2 separate regions of the Homo sapiens genome follow, and region 2 is linked to region 1. A link is an interaction called in ENCODE POLR2A ChIA-PET data of the cell type or tissue named here. Cell type or tissue: B cell. All regions are shown on one strand. Links, peaks and the distances in the headings refer to the core of each region. The heading gives the core; the rest is flanking DNA.

What was found. ChIA-PET counts read pairs that join two places held together with the same protein. Peaks named below come from ENCODE experiments on the same cell type or tissue, not always from the same donor. Only the 100,000 strongest peaks of a DNase experiment are listed, where the experiment ranks them.
Region 2: POLR2A ChIA-PET joins it to region 1 with 6 read pairs; 13 of 35 experiments call an interaction of 5 or more read pairs at or near these places.

The regions. Positions count from the first base shown.
Region 1 is chr6:26,522,293-26,526,638 of GRCh38, reverse strand. HCG11 (HLA complex group 11) reads right to left here. Exons shown (of 1, transcript NR_026790.1): 1 at 1-4,346. LOC107986583 (a long non-coding RNA gene) reads left to right here. Exons shown (of 4, transcript XR_001744057.3): 1 at 1-4,346. Among named protein-coding and RNA genes, the nearest start is that of HCG11, 2.8 kb to the right of the region's middle. In B cell, for the core only: no CTCF peak of the experiment used is centred there; no DNase peak of the experiment used is centred there; H3K27ac peaks cover 132 bases.
Region 2 is chr6:26,588,717-26,593,615 of GRCh38, reverse strand. No RefSeq gene overlaps it. Among named protein-coding and RNA genes, the nearest start is that of TRY-GTA6-1, 3.7 kb to the left of the region's middle. RefSeq lists a silencer at 1-35 and a cis regulatory region at 700-804. In B cell, for the core only: no CTCF peak of the experiment used is centred there; no DNase peak of the experiment used is centred there.

The DNA of each region.
Region 1 (4,346 bases), core at 527-3,026:
CACTTATAAAAAGGTATTTACAAATTGGCTAATTCACTAGCTCTAGTTTTTTTTTTTTTGAGATGGAGTCTTGCTGTGTTGCCCAGGCTGGAGTGCAGTGGCGCAATATTGGCTCACTGCAACCTCCGCCTCCCAGGTTCAAGTGATTCTCCTGCCTCAGCCTCCTGAGAAGCTGGGACTACAGGCACGCGCCACCACGCCCAGCTAATTTTTGTATTTTTAGTAGAGATGGGGTTTCACCATGTTGACCAGGATGGTCTCGATCTCTTGACCTTGTGATCTGCCTGCCTCAGCCTCCCAAAATGTTGGGATTACAGGCATGAGCCACCGCGCCTGGCCCACTAGCTCTAGTTTTTATCACACATTGTCACCTCAGATATTCATAAAGGTTAGATGTTGCAAAATAATAAACTCTGTCCACAATAAACACAGGCACTTTACTAAAAATGCTCATATAGACCTGTGGTTATCATCTAAAACCATCTTCTAGAAATGGAGATACTAGCAAAGAGCCCTTCCCTTCGCCCTTCCTCTTCTCCCTCTTTCACCATCCCCAGTGACTAAGTATAGGACGTCTAGCTCCAAGAAGTGGACTAATAAAGGTCACTCCCAGAAGACAGGCCTTCCTAAAAACTAACAATAGGACATTCACAAAGGGACTGATTCACTACATCTATTTTTAACATACTTTGAGCATTAAGACTTGTTTATCCTTTAATACACAATATTAACACAATAAAATGCATACATAGAACAATGGTTAGACCATCTGAACTAATCTAACTCAGGGGCACAGAACCCTTCTCCCTGCATACCTCCTCCTCCTCCCCACCCCACCACGCAGTGAATAGTCAGCATACGCTCCTAAGCATCAAGTTTTAACAATTCCATTCCCAAATGCAACCACTCCTAGGAAGTACTGAAAACAAATGCTTAGAGGGGTGTTACTTTAGCCCTCTACTTTTAACCTATGTTGTGGAATTTTTTTTTTTTTTTTTTTTTGAGATGGAGTCTTGCTCTGTCGCCATGCTGGAGTGCAGTGGTGTGGTCTCGGCTTACTGCAACCTCTGTCTCCCGGGCTCAAGCGATTCTCCTGCCTCAGCCTCCCGAGTAGCTGGGACTACAGGCATGTGCCACCACGACCAGCTAATTTTTGTATTTTTTGTAGAGATGGGGTTTCACCATGTTGGCCAAGATAGTCTCGATCCCTTGACTTCGTGATCTGCCCACCTCAGCCTCCCAAAGTGCCAGGATTACAGGAGTGAGCCACCGCACCTGACCATTGTGCACTTTTAAACACCTAGAAAGACTAGATGTTTCAAACTGCACTTAAGTTTTCCATTATATACACAGTAGTATTGAATAAATGGCATATATACATAACATAGACTATAATTTGAGTGTCTTCTAAATAGGAACATTCTGGCCTAGAACACTTCCCTTTCTGACCTCTACCAACCCCGTTGACAGCTATAAGCCATCTGTAATGCTTGGGGGCGGGGGGCGTTTAACAATTTTACTTCTGTTTTTAAGAAGTGTTCCTTATGAATTTTAACACAAAGTGTACTCAATGTATTAGTTTACTAACTCTACTTTTGCCATACACTGGCAACCTCTTTAACATCGACTAGATATAAATTAGGACTCCTATGTCTGCTTATATACACAGCACAGTAAACGAAAATGCAGACATAAGGGACAATGGTCAATGTGCCTCATCATAAACACACTGGACACTGGTAGAAAGCCCTTTGAACTTTGTGCTCCTTCTTCCCCCTGAACCAGCACAAATATCATAACGTGTACTTCTCAGAGAATTGATCAATTTCCAAGACAATATTTCATATCAAAATAACTACAAAATGTGTTACTTACTACCTCTACTTTTAACATGCTTTGTGCACTTCTAAACATCTAGAAAGACTAGATATTTCAAATAAGGACTTAAGTGTGTCCACTATATACATAGCACTGTTGAATAAACTACACACATGTAACAATGGTTATATCTGAAAGTGTCTTCTAAATAGGAACATTCTGGTCTAGAACCCTTCATTCCTTCCAACTCCTCTCCACCACCAACCTGGTGGATATAAGCACATGTGTCACTTCGAGCTGATGTTATCATTTCACTTCCAAAAAGTCCTTTTCAGAAGACAGCCTCTCTATGAATTTTAACAAAGTGTACAAAATGCGTTAGTTTACTAACTACTTTTGTCATACACTGGCAACCTCTTTAATAGCTACAGACTAGATATTATAAAATCAGGACTCATTTGTCCAGTATATACACAATATATACAGTATAGCAAAGTTAAATGAAATGCTTGTAACATATAGGCAATGGATTAAGCTGAAATTTTCTAATAAACAATGGCAAAACACCTTTTGCAATTTTTTCCCTCCCACCTCCCAGGTGGTTCAACAAATCCACTTCCAAACAGCATTTCCCATCAGTTTTTAAAAGCTATTTACAAAAAGTGTTATTCTACTACTACTACTTTAAAATACATCAAGCACTTCCAAATATCTAAAGACTAGATATTTCATAGCCTGTCCACCATGTACACGGCACTGTTAAATAAAACTGCACACACATAACAATGGTTATCATCTAAGGTATCTTCTAAATGTGACCATTTTGGCCTTGAATCATTCCCTCTTCTCTTCCTTCTCTGCCTTCAATTCAGTGGACAAGTACACGCATGTGTAATGCTTAGAGATGGCTGAACAAATTCCTATGCAAAAGTCAATTACAGAAGACAAGTTTTCCTATGAATTTCAACACAAAGCATACAAAATATGCTAATTTTACTACTTTGTCATACACTGGCAACCTCTAGATGTTAAAAAATTAAGACTATTTGTCCATTATATACACTATATACAGAGCAAAACAAAATGCACAAAACATACAGAAAAATGGTGTCTGAAAATGTCCAAGTATGAACACACTAGCATATTATCTTTTGCAATTTCTTCCCTCCCACCTCCTCTAAACCATTGAGCAAGTATAGACAGTAATATACTGCTCACAAAGGTGGCTTCACAATTCAACTTCCAAAAGTATTTCCTATGAATTTTAGCAAAAAGATATTTACAAATTGGTATTTTACTACCTCTACATTTAATATACATCGGGCACTTCTAAACATCTAGATAGTCTAAATGTTTCAAGTAAGGAGTTAATTTGTCCACTATGTATGTACACAGCAGTCTCGAATAAACTGCAAACATGTAACAACAGTTATAATTTGAAAGAGTCTTCCAAATGTGAACATTCTGGCCTAGAACCCTTCCCATCTCCATCAACCCAGTGGGCAAGAATGCTCAAATTTTCAGAAGACAGTCTTTCCTAGGACTTGTAAAACAAAATGTACAAAATATATTAGTTTACTAACTCTAGTTTTGTTATACACTGGCAACCTCTTTAACATCCAGAAAGACTAGATGTTGTAAATTAGGACTCGTTTGTCCTTTATGTACATTATATACATAGATAAAACAAAATGCACAGACATAGTGATTCATCTTGCCTCGCTGTAAGCAGGATGGCATAGAGCTCTCTGCACCTCCCCCTCCTCTCTCCTCCCCTGAACTACTGCACAAACACAATGAGTATTACTCAACAGGTGATTTGGCCATTCCCCCCAAAAAACAACATTTCTATGAATTGTAACAAAAAGATATTTACAAAATGTGGTTTTACTACCTCTAATTTTAACATATATCAGACACTTCAGAATATCTAAAAAGAATAGACATTTCAAAAAAGCTTAGCATTGTCAACTACATACATAGTAGTGAGGAAGCGAATGCACACAAAACAATGGATAGAATATGAAAATGTCTTCTAAATATGACCAGTCTAGCATAGAACCTTCTTTTTTTCCTTCTCAGGTCTTCGAGCTCCATGTCATCTAACCCACTGAACAAACGTGAACGTATCGCTTCTAGAGGCCGTCTAACAACTCAGTTTCCAAAAGTCAACTCCGGAAGACATGTATTTTCTATGATTTCTTTTAAACAAATGAGAATTTACAAGATGTGTGACTTTCTAACTCTATCATACGTCGGCAACCTCTTTCCATCTAGAAGGGCTAGATGTGACAAATGTTTTCTATTAAAAGGTTGGGGTGGAGTTGAGAGCAGCTTTTTCATATTATATACACAGGCCTTCCGTAAACGGCCTGTGAATCTTCCCAGAGGATGGAGGGCATTTCCAACGGGCCAAACGTGGCCTGTCATTCTACCATTTGTCTCTTCCGACAGCAAGGTCTGGTAGTACGGAGACCAACCGCCCGATCGCCGCTAACCGTTCCACCCGTCGTCGTTCGGGACTTCGC
Region 2 (4,899 bases), core at 1,475-3,974, 66 kb before region 1:
TGTCCTTGTAGAAGTATTTTTTGTGTAAGATTGTGATGGCCTGTGCAAGATTGTGGTTTTTGCAGTCTTTTGTGATAGTTTTTGTTATCAAGCATGGCCTTTTCCAGCTCTATTAATTAGCGTTTTTAGTTTGTTTTGTGTGTTTGTGTGTTTTAACAATAGTGACTCCATTTTGATTCTGACAGTTTTCACAAAGGTATGCTGTCATGCTTTGCTAATAAGTACCTATCATGGTATTCAGCTTCCTCGTGCCTAAAACAGAAATGAACACCAATGGGAAGAACGGGAAGGCATCTGGAGAGACTTTTCTTTTTTATAAAATTATTAGAAGTATATGGAAATTATAAATTGTGAAATTTATGGAAAGGAGTGTTGGTGAATTTATTTATAAAAGATCATCACTTATTACAGTTAAAGTTCTCCATAATTGTAATCTTGACAAAAATACGGTTTTTTTTTTCAAAAGATCCTCTCCAGCGTTTCCCATGAGAAATATCTGCAGCAACATAACTAATATTTAATTCAGTTATTCAATTCATTGCCATGAGAAACTAAGAATATATGGTCTGGTAAATTCCTTTCCAATAATGTAACCTAGTCGGGGAAAATACGAGAAGCCAGAGAAGAGAAATGAGCAGATTCTTATGAGATGGTCTCTGCCCATATGAAGTGTACTAACTGAGCCTTGGACACCAGATGTGAAAGCAGTTGACCAACCCTGCCATTTCACCACCAAACCCCAGGATCTCAGTTCACATGCTTTCTCGAATAAAAGCTTCACTAATTTTCACAGGGGGCAGCAAACATACAGAAAAAAATGCTCAGTATGTTTCTCATCAGTTACTGCTATGCTCAGGAGCTCCCAGAGCCTCCTGACTCTCAGTGACACGGTACTATAGAGTTGATTTTGATCAGGAAGAACTCCAATAGCTAATCTCATCAATTATTTTCTTTACCTATAAACTAATCTTAGCATAAGAATCACACCTCAGGGCTGTTAAAGTTGGAATTTCATTTGCCTGAAATGCTCTTTCCCCTGATAATCCCCAATATTTGCCTCCTGGGAATACAAGAACAAGTAATTAGTACCTTTCCGCACTAGATTTCTGTATCACTTTGAGGGAAGACTTCCTTCTTCCTCTTCTTACAGAATCTGGTGTCAGAACGGCCATTCTATTTATTCCCTCTTGTTGCAGACACAAGTTCAAAATGGGTTTATGGCTAAATCTAACTATCTGAAATAATTCTTGGAAATGTATCATCATCACTTGATTACAATCTCACCCTGTAGCTTCTCTATTGTTTTAGCACCTTTTCAACTTGCGAATTGAGTCCTACCTAGATGGTTTTAACTTCTCTTGAAGCTTACAGACCACTATAATATTCCTATGGAATAAAAAGGAACAAACTATTGGTAAACGTAACAACAGGGATGAAACTCATCTGCATTATGCTGAATTTACAAAGCCAGATACAAAATGCTACATACTATATTATTCCTATGAAATTCTTGCAAGGGCAAAGCTATAGGGACAGAAAATATCCTTAGTTGCTACTGGGGTAGAAGATAGGGGAGAAATTAAGTATAAAAGAAACATAGTGATTCAGTAAGAACAAAATAGAAAAAGAAGAAGAGGAAGAAGAAGGAGAAGGAGAGGAGGAGGAGGAAGAGGAGGAGAAAGAAAGAAGGAAGAAAGAAGAAGAAGAAACAACTTCTTTCTTCTTTCCTCCTGGGAGGCTAGGCCTGGTGTCATGCCTGTAATGGCTTGAGCCCAGGAGTTCCAGCCTGCAGTAAGCTATGATGGAAGAACTGCACTCCAGCCTGGGTAACAGAGCATGACCCTGTCTATTAAAAAAAAAAAAAAAAGAAGAAGAAGAAGGAGAAGGAGAAGAAGAAGAAGGAGGAGGAAAAGAAGAAGAAACATGCAGAAATTTGGGGGTAGAGTGATATTATTATTCCATATCTTGATTGTAATGGTGATAACACGACTGTCTATATTTGACAAAATTTGCTACACTAAGGAGAATGTACATTAAAACTGATGACATTACTGTATGTGAATTGTACCTTAATCTAAAAAATGGGAAGAGTAACTTTCAAAGAATTAAAGAAGAAAAGAAAAGTGTAGCTTAGAATTTAATTTTGAAATCAATGTAATCAGTGTAATTACTTTATTATCAGACTAAACAGGAAAAGCCATATGATTATTCCAGTAGGTGTAGAAAAAAGCAATTGACAAAATTCAGATACATTTGTTAGAATTTCTGCAAAGTATAAAAGACATATTTAAGAATTCAACAGCTAATATATTTAGTGATGAAAAACTCAAATGTTTTGGCCCTAACATCAGGTCCAGAGCAAGGATGTCCACTCTCACAACTTCTATTCAGCATTATCCTAGAGATTCTAGCCAGTGCAATAACACAAGAGAAAGAAAAAAATACAGATTAAAAGGAAAAAGTGAGACTATCTTTATTTGCATGTAACATTATTGTCTACGAGAAAATACTGAGGAAACTTCTACAAAGCTACTACAACTAATGAGTAAGCTTACCAAAACTGCAGGACACAAATATAATAAATTGTAATTCTATTTATTAATAGATTGTATTTGTTAACAATAAATAGTTAGAAATTGAAATACAAAATACCATTTGAAATAGTATAAAAAATATGAAACATTTAGAGATAAATTTACCAAGATGCAATGAAAGCAATGCATTGTTTCCAGAACAGAAAATTTAAACAATTTTCAGATATCAATTCCACATCTTTCAAATTGACTGATACATTTAATGCCATGACTATCAAAATCTCAATGATTTTTTTTAGAAATTGGCAAGCCAAATATAAAATGTATAAAATGTATACAGACAGTCAAAAGATGCAAAATATCCAAACTAATTTTGAAGAACAAAGTTGGAAGAACACTACCTGATTTCAAGACTTACAACAAAGCTACATAGAGTCTAGAGATAAACTTACATGATTATGATTAATTGATTTTTGACAGAGGTGCCAAGGTAATTCTACAGGAAAACGATAATCTTTGCAAAATGATGCTAAAAAACCTGAATATCCATGTGCTAATAAGTGAACTTAGACCCTTATATCACACAATGTACAAACATTAATTCAAAATTAATCAAAGACTTAAATGCAAGGACTAGAACAACAAAACCTCTAGAAGAAAACGTAGAAGGAACTCTTTGTGACTTTAGGTTAAGCAAAAAGATTTTAAATGGGACACAAAAGCATAAACCATAAAGGAAAAAATAAGTTGAATTTCATCAAAGTTTAACAAAAAATCTGCGCTTCAAAAGATACTGTTAAGAAAAGACAAGTCAGGCCAGGCATGGTAGCTCAAGCCTGTAATCCCAGCACTTTGGAAGGCTGAGGCCGGCAGATTGCTTGAGTCCAGGAGTTCAAGATCAGCCTGGGTAACACAGCGAAATCCCCTCTCTACCAAAAAAAAAAAAAAAAAAAAAGTCACAGTTTAGAAAAAGATACTTGGAAAACACTTCCCTGATGCAGGACTTATAACCAGAACAATAACATACTCTTGCAACTCAATAATAAGACCAGACAATACCCTTTTTTAAATGGACAAATGATTTGGACAGATATTTTACAAAAGAAGCTGTACTGATGGCCAATAAGCATAATAAGATATGTAACATCACTATTCATTAGGCAGATGCAAATTAAAGCCACAATGAGATACTTTACACACCTAAGAGAATAGCTGAAGTTAAAAAAAAAAAAGGTGAGAAATTAACAGTGCCGAGCGCCGATGATGATGTGAAATAACTGAAATTCTTATATATTGCTGGTGGGAATACAAACTGGTCCACCTTGAAAAACACTGTCAGTTTTTAAAAATGAAGTTATACATATATTTGCCATAACACTACATGAATATTTATAGTAGCTTTATGCATAACTGCCAAAAACTAGAAACATCCAAGTATCTATCAGCTGGTGAATGGATAAGTTGTAGTAAATCCACATAATGGAATACTGCTCAGCAATAAAAGGAATTAACTACTAATATATGCCACATTGATAATTTTTTTTTTTAAGACAGAATTTCGCTCTTATCACCCAGGCTGGAGTGTAGTGGCGCAATCTCGGCTCACTGCAACCTCTGCCTCCCGGGTTCAAGCGATTCTCCTGCCTCAGCCTCCCGAGTAGCTGGGATTACAGGTGCCCGCCACCACGCCCGGCTAATTTTTTGTATTTTTAGTAGAGAGGGGGTTTCGCCACGTTGGGCAGGCCGGCCTCCAACTCCTGACCTCGGGTGATCCGCCTGCCTCGGCCTCCAAAAAGGCCACCACATTGATAAATCTTAAAGCATTATGTTATATAAAGAAAGTCAATCATTGACTGGGCGGTGTGGCTCACGCCTGTAATCCCAATACTTCGGAAGGCTAAGGAGAGCGGATCACCTGAGATCGGGAATTCGATACCAGCCTGGCCAACATGGTGAAACACCGTCTTTATTAAAAATACAAAAATTAACCGGACGCGGTAGCGGGAGCCTGTAACCCTAGCTACTTGGGAGGCTGAGGCAGGAGGATCGCTTGAACCCGGGAGGCAGAGACTGCAGTGAGCCAAGATCGCGCCACTGCACTCTAGCCTGGGTGACAGAGCAAAACTCTTGTCTCAACAACAACAACAACAACAACAACAACAACAGGGAATTACAAAGGGATACATTCAATTTATTATTATTATTATTTAGACAGGGTCTCAACTCTGTCACCCAGGCTCTAAAGAGTGCAGTGGTGGGATCTCGGCTCATAGCAACCTCCGCCTCCCGGGTTCAAGTTATCCTCCAACCTCAGCCTCCCGAGTAGCTGAGGCTACAGGCACGTGCCACCACGCCCCGCTAATTT